Linked DNA regions of Homo sapiens: region 2 is linked to region 1. Evidence: chromatin loops called from intact Hi-C (ENCODE). Cell type or tissue: endothelial cell of umbilical vein. All regions are shown on one strand.

Region 1 (8,000 bases):
GGGTTAAATAATAATAGCTATAGTTTATGGACTGTCTCCTACAGGTGGGACACAGCTTCCAATGCTTTACCCACATTGTCTCAATTCATCATCACAATGGCCCTGTTACTTTCCTCTTTCTGTAATAACTATTCATGCTGTTTGAATCACTGGGAGGTTTTTCATTGCATTGCACAGAATTCTGTTTTCCTTTTTGCTTTTTTTGTTTGTCTTTTGCCCTCAGAAAAGGCTAATAAATTCAACCAAATGGCTGGAGTTGGAGGGAGGAAGCAGGGATGACCTTGTCTGAAAGATGGTCTCAAACCCCTTCTCCTGCCTCTATCCAAAGACAAGCCTTCACCTGAAATATGAAGTGAGGCTGATGAGAAAGTCCAGTCTCTGCCTGTGTTTCACCATCTCCAGTTTCAGAGGCAGCAGCTTCAAACTACTGCTGGAAATCAGAGCCAACTAGGGCCCCAGGGGAAGAAGGAAAGAGAACACAGATTCACCTGAATGAAGGTCAGTGATGGCTCCCCCTGAGTCTGGCAATCTCTCCTGGACCTGAGGAGACCACCTGGTCCCTCAGATCCCCCTGCAGGGGCAGGAATGTCTGAGCCAGGGCATTGTTTCTGTGGAATCTTCCCACCAATGAATCTCCCAGCAGGACCAACTGTTTGGCTGTATTTAAACTGTCATTTAGCCAAGGCAGTTTGCTGGCACACCCAACTTCAACCCAGCAAGCACAACAGGTCTGCAGCTCGCGCCAAAGCTTGTTTAAACATCATTTGAACCAAACAGCCAGTCAATTTAAAAATACTCCAAGCCAAAAGCCAATGAGATTTGAAAACAAGAAAAACTGAAAATGAAAATAAAAGGGAAATATATGAATTTATGTATGTACTCATTTATTTATTAGTTAAACATTGCCTTTTTCCAGAGAGAATCTAAGATGTCAAAGGCCAAGTTGTTTTTTAAAATAAAACAGTACTAGATATGTTCTGTAAATTTCAATGATATCACAAAAATTCAACTTGGGTAAACATTTAAAACACAAAGTGTGTGTGTGTGTGTGCACGTGTGTGTGTGTGCATGTATGTGCGTGTGTTTTAACAGATGAGGAAATTGAAGCTCAGGGAGATTAAGGCCCTTGCCAGAGTCACACAGCAGTGAATGGTAACATAAGGACTGTCCCAAGTCCTCTGCTATGTGTATGGATGCGCACGCACCTACCTATACTTGCTGAGGCCACACTCTTGTTTCAGGCCCAACAGGGTCTGGAATATAAGGGTTTTTCTTCTCTTTTGCTCCCAAACATAAAAGGGATGTCATATCTCATTTTCACCTGAGTCATGCATTTATTCCTTCAGAATCATTTATTGAAGTCCAGCCACATGCCACCCACTGAACTGGACATTTGGGATACAGTGGCCAAAAAGCCACATACAATTGCTGTGCACACAGAGCTTACATTTAAGACAGCTTGGAAGCCAGCAGCGTGTGCTCTGTACTGAAACTGGGGCATTCATATTTATAAGCCCTCTGAGCCAGAAAAACATTTAGAGGTCACCTAGACCAGGGTTTCCCAAAGTCCAACCATTCAGGTACCAACCCCACAGTTTTTGTCATATGTCAATAACACTTTCATATATGTCTTCAAGTGTTCTCATCTACATAAACACATCTGTTTTCAGAGAAAGCCCTCTATCACTGCTGTAAACAGAAAACTGGAATCACTTGTCTAAAATAAAAGGTAACCATAAAAATAAGTAAAACAAAGACAAAACAATATGATTAAATTATCAGCTAAGCACAGTGGCTCCTGCCTGTAATCCCAGCACTTTGGGAGGCAGAGGCGGGTGGATCACCTGAGATCAGGAGTTCGAGACTAGCCTGGCCAACATGATGAAACCCCGTCTCTACCAAAAATACAAAAATTAGCTGGACGTAGTGGCGGGTGCCTGTAATCCCAGGTACTCGGGAGGCTGAGGCAGGAGAATAGCTTGAACCCAGGAGGCGGAGGTTGAAGTGAGCAGAGATCGCAACATTGCACTCCAGTCTGGGCGACAAGAGCAAAATAACGTCTCAAAAAATATATATATATCATCTAGAAAGACACTTGAAGTCCAAGTAAGATTGAGCTTGAAGGCTGTTCTCATTTTGTAAAAACATAAGCTCAGGAAGTGTTGAAGATATTTTAACTCTACACTGAGACTTTCTTCTTTCCTTTATCAAGAAGATTAAAGGAGAATTCAATCAGGCACAACTTTCTATGATTTAATTGTTTTTAATGTTGTGTTAAACAGTCATGACATTTAGGAAATCATTATCTAGTCCAACTCTAAAACCCAGAGACAGGCAGCTACTGGACCAAGGTCACATAGCAAATGAATGGCAGAAAAAACACCCAGTCTCTGTTCCTACAGTAGACTGCAGATCAGCAAACTAACATCTGAATAAACTCTTGGATTTGCTCTTTACCACAATCGAAGACTGATTTGATCCACTTAACTTTTGGATGAAAAACAACTGTAACCCATCTCAAAGTGGCAGATATAGTGATCCCTCTCAATTTTCCTTTTTCTCTGTTTTATCTATCCACTCATTTTCCATGTGTCATGGGTCTTATAACAGAAATATGCTGAGATTTCTAATAAAACCTAGAAAATTTTGTGGAAACCTCCGAACACCCCAAAATTCAAATATAATCCTTAGATAACCTGCTGTAATATGGAATTCAGGAAGAAAAAAATCCCCAGCGCCACCCGACAAGAACTCCTTGTCCTATAAAATCCTCAGTGTGTACAGCCCATACTTGGCAAACTTCACCACATACCAACTATAACTCTTTAAATCAGGCCTGGAGATAAATGAGAAGAAACCCTCTCTCACCCACTAAGGTCACCTGCAACTTGCCTGCCCCTAATCCCCCTCAGAAGGCAGCTTTCAGCAATGTCCCCGGGAAATAGTTGGCTGTGAGAACACACAGAAGCCTCAGCCTGCAAAGGAGGCACATTCTGGAGTCCTTGCACATGGTTTCCTCTCCAGGAAGGTGAGGCCAGGGTTTCCATGTTCTTCTCCCAGGCCAGAATGGAGAAAGAGGAGAAGATGACAGTGAATGACATCTGGCCACTTTTTCTCTTTGAGCTGACACAGGAACACTTTAGGGCTGCTCAGAGGGACTGAAAGCCATCCTTTATGGAGGTAACTCAAGCTCAGCTTTTCTCTGTCTGAGGGAAGGCAGCCTGCTTAACTGCCCAGATTAGACTGTACTGATCTACCTTATTTGAGTGGCAGAATAACCCTGTGCCCTCCAGAACTGGTGCCCTGTGAACACCCAAAAGCAAAGAGAAGTGACTCTTGTTCCTAATGTGGAAAGAGCAGAACTTCCTATGATGCAGCTGGCACTTCCTGAAATAGAACAGGATTTGAGCAAATAGTTTTCACTAGGCGGGTAGGAAAAGCTGCGTGTGGCTCGATATTTCCTTAGTGGTGACTCAGACCCTCGCTCCTGGCTGCTGTCTCATCCTGGTTGGGTCTGTTTTCCAATTATCGCGCTCAGCCCTCAGATTCCCTCTCCCAGGGTCCCCTTTTGCCAGTGTTTATCGTCCCACCAGCCTATTCTAGTTCTGGGGAGGTCACGTCTCTGTCTTACCTTTTATGTCACTTATACTCAGCTACAATTTCTTTTATGAAATTGATTAGAATTTGATCAACAGTTTATGTTTGTTTCCAGAACACCTCCTGTCTGGCTCTGCCTCCTTCCAGAAGAGATGATGATTTATGCTTATCTCAGTCAGAAGCAAGTCTTCCAAATCTGTAATTTGGAACTGTTTTCAAATTTTGGGCATTTGCCCAGTTACTACCAAAATTACTTGGAGAGAAGTGTAACAAGGGTGGTGATTCAGCAAAGACTGCCTTAGACATGCTGCATCACCCAAAATCCATTCCAGACTTTGAGGCCCTGTCTCAAATTGGCTCTTATTCAATCAACATTTAGTGAGTCCTGACTATGAACGACGCATTGTGCTTGGGGTACAGACATAAAAAAAAGCCTGGTCCCTAATGCCCACATTATATGCCAATGTGGAAAAGACTGCAACGGAGTTATCTCAAAGCATGGGGGGAGTCTCAGAGCGAGGTGTGACCTGGACCCTGCCTGCCTCTCCAGCTGCACTCACAGCATCCTCACCATCTTCACTCTGCTTGGTCCCACTGCCCTTCATTCTGCTTCGGGTTGCCCTGCTCGTCCCTCTGCCTAGAACCATCTTTTCCCGTCACTTCACTTGGCTAGCTCCTGCTCATCAGTCAGTCTCAGTTTATGCATCCTCCTCAAACGGGTCTTCCCCAGTCATCTCATCATCCCCTGTAGCTTCTCCACATGCACCCCAGCAGTCTCTATCATGTCACCTCTGTTTTCTCCCTGGAAACATTCTTTCAGTATCTGACACTACCTTGTTTATTTATTTGCATATTGCATATTGCCTGTTTCTCCAAAACAAAACGGAGTCTCCACAGGGGCAGGAATTTTGAACCTGTGTTTATCACTATGTCCTTAATACCTCCAATAGTCTTGGCACACATTAGATGTGCCAACAGTAAATACTTGATGATTGAATGAATAATACTTTCTGTGGGGAAATTGGGAAAGGATTCATAAGGATGTGACTTTAGGAGGTAGCCAGGTGACCAGTTATACAGGTGAGCATCTCCCATAGAAAGGCATGATGCTTTAGGGGAATAGCAGCAGGTACTGCAGGCCACGCAAGTGATCTCGAAGGAGGGTGAAAAATCAGGCAGGGCCCCCATGGTGACGATCTGTGGATGTCAATCTCAGGAGTTTTTATTTTTTTCCACTAGGGCAGTGACAAGGTCACTCATCAGCTAAACCTGAAGGAAGCAGCTAATCATATTTCACAGGAGGTCTTCACCCATACAAGTGAGAGACTAGGGGCTCACGCTGTGAAATTGCCCAGGCTCTTTGCCAGCACCCCTAATAATGCTATCACGACTGCTTACTAAAACTCACCATGTGTCAAGCGCTTCACTGACATCATCTTATTTAATCCTCACAACATCCTTAGAAGAGATCTTATCTTCCCCATTTGGCAGATAAAGAGGAAAAGAGGAGAAGTGATTTGCTTAGAATCTGCTAACTAGAAGAGCTGGGATTTGAACCCAGGCATTCAGACCCCAGAGTACATACCTTACCAGCTTCTATTCCTTGGGAATGGAAAAGTTTTTCTGATTTTGCATGAAAGGGTGCCCAAGATGGAACATTCTAGATTCCTTGCTGTCCTCATTTTCAGGCACCGACCTGCATGTTCATGATATAAATCATTCACCTTCCTGCCTGTTCGGAATGTTGGCATTTTGCCTTCAATCCCCTGCTGCCTACATTCTTCGGACATTCACTGAGGATGGCATGTGTGGCCAGGGCCTTGACTGAGTTACTTAGCTCAGATTTAGTCTCTTTGGGTCTCACCACTTAAGAGCTAATTTCTGTCTTCAAGCATGTCCCAGGGAAGTAGGAGACTAAGGCAAGGATAAAAAAAGTGGACTAAGATTAGTGCTAAGGGAGTTTCTGTGCAAAACATCCATCTTCGAGCCCCTCAGTTGGCTGGACAGTACTCTTAGGGTAAAAACAAAAGTCTTTGTCAGGGCCCTGCCTGGTTATTCTTCAAATCCCAGCTCAGTGGGAGAAAATTTTTGCAACCTACTCATCTGACGAAGGGCTAATATCCAGAATCTACAATGAACTCAAACAAATTTACAAGAAAAAAACAAACAACCCCATCAAAAAGTGGGCAAAGGATATGAACAGACACTTCTCAAAAGAAGACATTTATGCAGCCAAAAAACACATGAAAAAATGCTCATCATCACTGGCCATCAGAGAAATGCAAATCAAAACCACAATGAGATACCATCTCACACCAGTTAGAATGGCAATCATTAAAAAGTCAGGAAACAACAGGTGCTGCAGAGGATGTGGAGAAACAGGAAAACTTTTACACTGTTGGTGGGACTGTAAACTAGTTTAACCATTGTGGAAGACAGTGTGGCGATTCCTCAGGGATCTAGAACTAGAAATACCATTTGACCCAGCCATCCCATTACTGGGTATATACCCAAAGGATTATAAATCAGGCTGCTATAAAGACACATGCACACGTATGTTTATTGTGGCACCATTCACAATAGCAAAGACTTGGAACCAACCCAAATGTCCAACAATGATAGACTGGATTAAGAAAATGTGGCACATATATACCATGGAATACTATGCAGCCATAAAAAATGATGAGTTCATGTCCTTTGTAGGGACATGGATGAAGCTGGAAACCATCATTCTCAGCAAACTATCACAAGAACAAAAAACCAAACACTGCATGTTCTCACTCATAGGTGGGAATTGAACAATGAGAACACATGGACACAGGAAGGGGAACATCACACACCAGGGACTGTTGTGGGGTGGTGCGGTGGGGGAGGGATAGCATTAGGAGATATATCTAATGCTAAATGACGAGGTAATGGGTGCAGCACACCAACATGGCACATGTATACATATGTAACAAACCTGACGTTGTGCACATGTATCCTAAAACTTAAAGTGTAATAATAATAAAATAAAATAAATAGCAAAGAAGACTTAAAGAAAAAAAAAACAATCCCAGCTCAGTAGCTTCAGGGAAGCCTTCTCTTTTATGTCAAACCCCTCTCTATTAGGCTGTCAAAGCAACACCACCTGTTTTCCTTGGCTCTTATCATAGAGGCACTGTTGTATTTATATGGGTGATTATTTGTTTAACATAAGTCTTCCCCACTAGAATGTGAGCACCATGAACGCAAGGACTTGCCTGCTTTTCCTCAATATTCTCTCTCCAGGGCCCAGCACAGGGCCTCTTCATACTGGCTGCTCAATAAATATAGGTTGATTAAATGAACTCAGAGTTGGAAGGCAGTTACTGCATGAGTGATTGAGGGCATTACTTAATCTCTTTAATTTTCTCATTTGCAATTTGGATAATATCTGCTCTATGTCCTTTTGAAAGCCATGAAATAAAATTAAGTGCTTAATAAATTATTAAGTGCTGTACAGATTATTTCTACTAAGGAACTACAGACTGAGTCTATCCCCAGGATTTGGAGCACTTTCAGGAATGTCAGCCTCAAAAACTGGAGCTGAGAGGACAGTGAATAGAGGCACGACATGCTGTTCCTTTGTTTAAATGGAAATGGCCACAGAAGCTTGTAAACTCAGTCATCATTGTGTCACCTGAGGCCAACTGGAAATCTGGGCCTCTCCTCCAGAAGCCATGCCTGGAATAGCACAGGGTACTGTGGTCTTTGCAATTGAACTCTGATGGGTCTGAGGTCATGGTTGTTGTCAGGACAGCTGTGTGAGTGTGTGGTCTAGAGGGCAAAAAGAAGAGACCAAAAGACATGCCTGTGTGTCTCCAGCATAGTCTGAGAAAGAAGAAGCTTTGATGGGCAAAGCTCCAGTACAAATATCCTCAGAATTGGAGACGTGAACTCACCACACTTCTGAGGAAACTCTGCCAGCCGACGGCCCCCATATTCAATTATTGCTAAGTATTTTCATTCCTAACCTCATCCTCTAGCTGAGCTGACCCCTAGTTTCTACTAACCTGGGAGAGAGAACCACAGCTTTGGAGGCTGAAAACCTAGATCAAGTCCTAGAAAATAAACAAATGACCAAATACTGAGTCCCTGCTGTGTGCCAGGCGCTGTGCTAAGAACAGGATGTGCTTTAGTTCATTTGCTCTCCCCAGCAGTCCTCTAATGCAGGCAGAAGTACCCCCAACCCCATTTTACAGATGAGGAAATGAGCCTAGCTGCCTGCCCAAGGTCACACAGCTCAAACATAAGCTTCCTACGGCTCAGTTTCCTGATTCACATAATGAGACAAAGCAACTCATCACAGGATAAGAATAAAAATCAAGTGGACTGATGGCGTTGAGTGTCACATGAGGCTTAGATTTTGGGATCAGCAGCAT
Region 2 (8,000 bases), 570 kb before region 1:
ACATGGTACTTATCATTTCCCTTGTCTGACATCTAGATAGTTTTCAGTTTTTCTGTTTTCTGCAATTATGGTTGCAATAAACTTCTCTAAGCATCTGGATTTTCCATTATTTTAGGTAGTTTACCTATGAAAAATTTCCATATATGAAGTTCTTAGGAATGTTTTGAATTTCTACAAATGAATATTTGCAGATTATGAAGTTTTAAAATAGCAATAACAGTTATTTTAGGAGATCCTAAGCACTGTATTTTTTTTTCTAATATAAATGTGTATGTCATTATTTCCTGCAGTTCGTTATTCTGTGACACATTGTAGTTTTTGCTAGTTCAGTTCTGTCTGGGATTAGAAGACCAAATTAAAATGATAGATTTTTTTTTTACAGAACAAAATGATATTAACGTTCATCTGGCAGAAAAAAAGTCTGTCAGAATAGCCAAAAATTTTCAGAAAAAGAGTCTTGCAACTACCAGATGTTCAATTACATTCTAAAATGTTTTGGAAAAGAAAGCTGGACAGTTGGGTAAAGGAGACAAACATAGGCTCCATTCAAATACATGTGGAGATCTAGTTTATGACAAGGTTGTATTCACATCAGTGAGGAAAAGTTGGGTGGACTATTCAGCAATGATGTCTCAACCTACAAACCATTTGGAGAAAAAAATAAAAGCACATTTTTATCTCATGTCTTACAGCTAAATTCAAAATGGGTCAGTGAATTAAACAAATCCTTCAAAATTCTTTAAGAACACATAGGTAAAATTGCATCTAGGGATAAAGTTGGATAATGCTAGGATATATTGTGAAAAAATTGGACAATATATAATATGTATATATTTTTGAGACAGAGTCTCACTCTGGCTGGAGTGCAGGGTATGACCATGGCTCACTGCAACCTTGAACTCCTGGGCTTAAGCAATCCTTTTGCCTTAGGGGCGCACACCACTGCGCTTGGCTAATTTTTTCATTTTTTGGTAGAGGCAGGATCTTGATTTGTTGGCTAGATTGGTCTTAACTTCTGGCCTCAAGCAATCCTCCCATTTTGGCCTCCCAAAGTGCTGGAATTACATGCATACACCACCACACCTGGCCATTGGACCATAATCTAAATTGAAAATAGATCATATAACATTGTGCAGTTCAAACAGAATATTCAAATGGAAAGGGTAGAATCAAGTCAATATATAATGGTAGTTACAGTGGAGAAAACAGCATTTGACAGCACGTAGAAAGAACCATGAACTTAGTTCTTGAACTTCATGTGTTTATTCTAAAAACAAACAATTTTGTTTCATTTTTTAGTCTTCTAAAATTTTGATTTGAGGATTCATTGTGGTGGTGTAGTAACTACATAGCATGTCTTCATAAAACAAGAAAAACTATGGCCTTCCTTAAAAGAAACCTAATCTTTGCTGTCCCTGCTATGCTCTCTTTTCTAAAGTGTTATATTTGATCTGTCTTCTGAACTCTAGTCCTTTGACTATATAACTATGAAGAAAAAATATGCTACTTCTTAGGGAAAATATGATGTAAAATAATCTTGATTTTGTGATTATTGGTCTGTTTGTATTTAAAGGGAGTAGAATTTTAACCTAGGCAAATACATTGGATAACAATATTTAGGAGAAAAATATTACAGTGGCAAAATTTATTTAGAAAGCAAATTTAATGTTTTTCATTGTTTATAAAATGTGTTGTCATGTTTCTGAAAAATTCTGCTTATAATCTAAGTTATAGAGTAAATTAAGTTATGGCTAGCAGTGATGATTTATTTTGTATAATATTTGATTTAAATCATTTTAAAGGGGTAAGAAGAGGGACGAGAAGTAGAAAAAATAAATGGATCTGCTAAATATTCAACAGGTATATGTGGACTTTTCTTTTAGAATTAGCAGTGTTGTTAAGAGTTAGTGTCAGACAAAACTGTGTTTGCCATTCCTGACCCTTTCTCCCTCTTACCTAGCCATGTGACATTTTGCAGGTTTAATTCTTCTGAGCTAATTTCAGCACTTATAAAATGGAGTAATAATAGTGTATACTATGTCAGTGAAGTGCCAGCAGATAACAGAAAATACACTTACCTGGAATTTGAAGATAATTTAATGAAGGGACTATTTACAGAGATGTAGATGGAGTTTAGGGAACAAGTAAGGGATGATGAAGAATTTGTCTAGGGGATTAGCAGCAGTAGAAAGGCAGCATTGCCACCTGGAGCCCTCCAGCTGGTGCATCTCATTGGCTAAAGTTAACAGCCAGAGAGGGGTAGGGAACACAGCAGGTCAGAGAGGGGGAGATAAAGGACTGGGAGAGAGTTGTATGCCAAACAGGAACCAGCTAGTTACCTCTTAAGGTTGTTGTGAAACAATGAGTAGAATGTGACGCAATACAGGTTCAGTAGGTAAAGGTAGCTTTAACTTTTCAAAACATTTAATTAATCTAGGCATGTGTGGAGGGGTCTTAAGAGAAAAATAGACCTTTCAGAATATATAACAGAACAAAAGTCAGGATTAATTGAAAGTTTCAGGAAAAGATAATAAAGAAGAATGGAAAAGAGGAAGTTGTAATTCACATGAGGTGTCTTAATACTTTACGCAATACTTTTATCAGTGTATGTGACCTTAAAGGTTAAAAAAAAAAAAAAAATGGGAAAAGAAATTGTGTACTATATGACTAGTATACATATTTGTTGATGGAGAAGATAGTAGAGTTTGCAGGAGCAGGATGGTGGAGTTGAGAGGGAGCAGAATGTCCCTGCAGGAGTAGATTCTGTAAAAGATACGAAATAATATTGTGCATGTTCAAATTGAGTAATTCTCTCTGATCTTTCTCAGGTTCCTTTCTCATCACATCTTGAAAAGCACTGTTTTTTTTTTTTTCTTCTTTTCTTTGTTTTTCTGGTTTGTTTTTAGATTTTCTTTGTCCATGAAAACTCAAAAGAAGAAAGGCAGGTTTTATCAAATGACCTGTGGAGGGAGCTCAATACCTTATTTGGATACTCAACTATTTGCTGACTTACCTTTGTAGTAAAAAGCTGTATGACCGTATGTGTGGTAGCTTTAAATCTCTGTCTTAAGATCTTATTTCATTTGAGTGGTAGGAGATTGGAAGAAGGAAAAAAAAATAACTTACTGGTGAGAAGTAATACTTATCCACTTGATAAATACGAGTTTCTTTCTCTCACAAAGGTACCTCCCTCTGCAGGATATCATGTGTATGGAATGTCTTTCCCGGAAGCTAAAGGAAGCAGTGACCCTATATCTGCGAGTTGTGAGAGTTGTAGATCTCTGTGCAGGGCGGTGGTGGGAATACATGCCAAGTGGTAAGTGGATTTAGTCTGTGAAGTACAGTAGTGTCCTACTGGAAAGTAGTAACAATGGTTTCATAAAAAGTTACTTGTTGTCTTGAGAAAGGCAATCTAAGTCACCTTGTAGGCTGGCAAGATTTTGTCTAAATTATTTATGTTGGGTTTTAGGTTGTAAAATGCGTTTTACCTGAGGCTTTATTGTTTTAATAGTCTGCTCTTTTCATTTCCTGTCCTTAAGTAACTATATCAGCCTGTTCCACACATCTGTGATTGGAGAACATGAGCCTTTGGTTAATTGAGTATATGTGTATCACATTAGACACTGTGTGTCCTTTACTGTCTGATGCATGTTTTCCGGTGAATGGTAACAGTTTTCATCATAGATTTCCTCTGCAACTAAACTGCACCCTTTAGTTAAATAAATACTTGCCATTTTTGTAGAATAGGCCACAGAACTCCAATTTCTTTAGAAGACCTATAGTAGGTCTTGGAGATTCTCGAATAAGCCACTGACTGACCTTACAGGTGAAGAACTCAGTAGCTTCCTAACCACAGCAAATTGTTCCCAGTTGAAGAGACCACCTGAAAAGAAAGTTAATGGCTTTAGCTAAGCAAAGCATACTTGAAAGAGTTAAAATAAAAGGCAATTAAGGCTTCTTTTCACTTAACGCCAATCCATTAATTGGTAAAATTTAGTTACTATTGTTTTGCAATTATGAATCTGTCTTTTAAAGTCATCCTTTTTCTATGATGTCCAGATTATGAGACTTCGAAAATGGGATAAGGCTGAGAGGGGAACCAAAAAATAAAAATAAAAAAAAAAGCCTTAATAGAAGTGAAGGGCTGGAGGAGATAATTGTCTTGTTCTGTTCTATAGAACAGAACAGATTAGCTCTGGAATACTGGAATTGTGCAGGTGGATGCTGCATCCTTTCAAGAGAGTCATCAAATCAGTTGGTAACTCTTATCAGCTGGCCATAGTAGTTATCAATATATACTTTCTTATAAAGAACATTGCAAACACCTGAGGCTGGAGCTTATTAATAGGTTTGTGGGAGGCAAACCACGGTTACTTTCAGATATTTAATAAAAGCCATTCTAAGGGCAAAAGCCTCATCTCATCTTGTTTCAGAATGATCCTGTATGTCAGGAAAGAAAAAAAATTAGGGCAGTGTGAAAATGATTGTCTTATTCCTTATATTAGATTTACTTTTGCAAAGGTTAGGCCAGCTGGAATTCTGAAGACGGGATTAACACAGTATATAAAGACAGGATGGCAGAACTCCCATGTGATATAGTCTTACCATTAACATCACTACCACTTACCAATTAGAGAAGAATTTGACTGCATGTTGCTGACTTTTAGGCTATGATAAATAACCTGTGAGCCCAAGGCTTCCCATCTTTGCAATGAATGTAAAAGAGAGTTGAAGCAAACAGTCTCTAGCCTAGGATAAGATCACACTAACCTTGCTCACTAATGCCACCTTGGCCTATTATCTGGCATTTAACTCAGATCCTTTATATAATAGTACTTTATGGTTTACGTATATGATCTCTTTGGATTCTCACTCCATCTCTGTAAAGAAGATAGAACTTTCCCCATTTCTCTCGTGGGAGGCAACATGTATGACAAAAGAGGATAAACATTGCAGGGGTTACACTTGGTTTTAGATTCCAGCACTGCCATTTGGAAGCTCTTAAACTCTCTCAACTTCATTTTTTATGCTTGTATATGGGGTGATAACCTTTCTGATTTGGTTGTGAGAATAAATGAAAAAAAATGATTAACACATTGAATCGTTCAGTCATTAAAAGTTACTATACAAGAAAGTAATAAGAACTGTTATTATAATTAGAGACCAAGTAATCTCTGGTCTCTCCTTACTCTTCACTAAAGTTAGCATGTCTGGACTTTACATGTTAAATGAGATAACTTAAAAATAAAACAACTTTCAAAAAAGTATGTAAGACTTAAATATTTGGGGCCTACTTTTTGTTCTTGACAGTTAATGTTTTTCTTTGTCATTAATAAGCAGACAGTTGGCTTTCTGACCACTTTCATTAAAAATAAAAAAGCCCTTGTAACAGATTAAAATAGGATCTATATGAGACTTGTCTCCCCACTTACTTAACCAACAGCTCCTGCTGTGGAAGTAACCTGCCTCTCTCTGTTCCCATCTTGTTGATTCCTACTATGGTCTCCTGGATAGATAGCTTCCTATCAACAGCATACCCTGAGATTGGATCACTCTGGTTCTCTTAGCTAACTTGCATCTGTCTTTTTCAAAAGAATTAATTGTCTAAAATGGCGGGGGAGTAATAGTTAAACATATGACAGAGTATCAGAGTAATTATTAGAAAATGGATAGAATAATTTGAGATAGGAATTAGGTCAGAACTGTGAGCTTCCTAACGATGAGGATCATATCTTATTTATATTTTTAGTTATGTGTTCTATAGAGTCCTGAAGGTTTTACAGACGAGAGTACCCATGGGGGAGGAGGAGGGTGGTGGTGATCAGGTGGGTGGTCCCACTCCATCCACCAAATAGGTCCAAGTTATCTGGGTTAAAAGTGTGTTCTTTGTTGAAGATTTCTATGCCTTAAAAGCAACAAAAACCAAAAAGTCAATAATAAAAGCCTCCTCCATAAAGTATTAACTTAGATTAAGTGGAGTTTCTGACTCATTTCCTCTGTTACTAAAGGAGTATATTTTCTGTTATGTTTATTCAGCTTTAGTGTTAGCTTTACGGAAATTTGAAGAGGAAGTCTTTTTTAACTTTTGGTAAAAATCACGAGTGCCTAGTAAATGTTAATGAACAGAAAGATGAACCTGGCTCTAAATACTTCTGAACTTCTCAGGCTTTACAGATGCCAGTTTTCTAACACTATTAAAGAAGATGCCAGATGTTGAACAGCTATATGGCCTTCACCCTCGATACCTTGAGAGGCGAAGAGTAAGGGGCCATGAGGCTTTTAGCATTCCAGGAGTCCTAGAAGCTTTGCAGGCATGCCCAAACTTAGTGGTGAGTGCACCTGGTTGAACATTTTGGCATCAACTGTTTATGAAATAATAGACCAAAGAATGATAGACGTGTTCACTCACATGCAAATCTCATCTGTCACAAACTTTTAAGTTCCATTGTGTACTTAGCATCTTGTGGTACATAAAGCTTTGGATGCTAAACTAAAGTCTTTTCTTATGCTTGCTTTGGCATTATTTTCTAGGGTGTGGAAACTTCTCATTTGGAGTTGGTAGAATCCATTTGGACATATATGCCCCATGTTCATATTTTGGGGAAATTTCGTAATCGTAATGGAGCTTTTCCAATTCCTCCTGAAAATAAACTGAAAATTCCTATAGGAGCCAAAATTCAAACTTTACATTTAGTTGGTGAGTACATGTTTCTTGGGTCACTTGTAACTCCTTGAAATGCCATAAAATGTGAATATTCACTGAAAAAGAATAATGAGAATTTTAGAGATGGCTTTGTTGATTGATGATTGCAAAATAAATGTTTGCAAGATCTGTATAAAAATTCCGATTTCCCATTAAAGATCCACTGGTGTGAGGGAAATACTGCTTCACAAGTGTACATTCTCCATCTGAATATTCTTTGAAATTATATACCAGTAACTTCAACTTAAGTAAAAAGTGTAAATATTTTCTCAAATTTGTCACCTTTGGCTTAGGCCACTGAAAGGAATTCGGGGGTCCCTGTTAATATAGCTGGCCTTTAATATTTGTTTACTACTTTATTCTGTATATATACACACACATACACAGAGAGAGAGAGAGTATATGTGTTTTAAGCATTATTCTAGGTATTGGGGATGGTCTAAAGAAGTGGAAATTTCTGAAACTCAGGTGGTACAGGGAGAGCATCAGGAATGATAAGGAGTAGGTCTTAAATAAGACTTAGATACACAATTATGGGAGAAGAGTAAAGATTTCTAGCAACCCTTCATTTATAAGATCAGGGAGTGATATCTAGTTTGAAATTGGATTTTTAGATGTAAAAGGATTCTGTAATATCTGGAATTTATAATATAAGCTCCTTAAGGTCAAAGACTTATTTCCATATCTTTATATTTTCTACAATGCCTGTCACAGTTCATTGCAAATATAAGTACAGGGTAAGTTTTATTAAAATGCATTAATTTATGGGAATCATTTAACAGTTTAACACTGTATTATGGTGATGCAGAGGTGTGGTAAATTAATAAAAATAAACATTACCAGGAGAATGGGCAGTTATGTCCTTTGTTTATAGAGTTTGTTTGAGACAGAAAGTGGTTTGGGCCTGGGGTATACTGTCTTCTCTGCATCTGTCTCACCCTTCTTCCTTGGGTTTCCTAATCAGTACAATCAGTACTACCATCTTCATAGTATTACAATATATGCTAAATTTAACCTTTGTGACTTCTGCATCTTACATCTCAATCTGTACCTCACTTCTGCTTTTTGTCCTTTTGTCTCATCCTTAATTTTACTTCCCATTTGTTGCTATACAATGTGTGTGCATAGTTCAAACTAAATTTAACTCTGCTATTTTGAGAGGAACAAGTTAAGGGGTAATCCTTGTAGGTTACAATAAGAACATTTGGTAGAATTTAGCCTTTATAAACAACTGACCATTCAAGTACTGCAATTTTACATTCTCTAGTTATTCTTGCTAGCAGAGCTCCTATTGTCT

What was found. A loop is a pair of places that touch in the nucleus more often than their neighbours do. Peaks named below come from ENCODE experiments on the same cell type or tissue, not always from the same donor. Only the 100,000 strongest peaks of a DNase experiment are listed, where the experiment ranks them.
Region 2: it touches region 1 in a loop (4-fold over the local background); 2 of 110 quality-filtered maps call a loop at or near these places.

What each region holds. Positions count from the first base shown.
Region 1 is chr5:148,969,787-148,977,786 of GRCh38, forward strand. No RefSeq gene overlaps it. Among named protein-coding and RNA genes, the nearest start is that of MIR584, 89 kb to the right of the region's middle. RefSeq lists an enhancer at 280-861. In endothelial cell of umbilical vein, no CTCF peak of the experiment used is centred here; DNase peaks (open chromatin) are centred at 3,445 and 5,335; H3K27ac peaks cover 4,277 bases.
Region 2 is chr5:148,395,817-148,403,816 of GRCh38, forward strand. It overlaps FBXO38 (F-box protein 38), which reads left to right. Exons shown (of 22, transcript NM_205836.3): 3 at 3,183-3,316; 4 at 6,166-6,329; 5 at 6,532-6,697. Among named protein-coding and RNA genes, the nearest start is that of FBXO38, 16 kb to the left of the region's middle. In endothelial cell of umbilical vein, no CTCF peak of the experiment used is centred here; DNase peaks (open chromatin) are centred at 3,135 and 5,925; H3K27ac peaks cover 4,197 bases.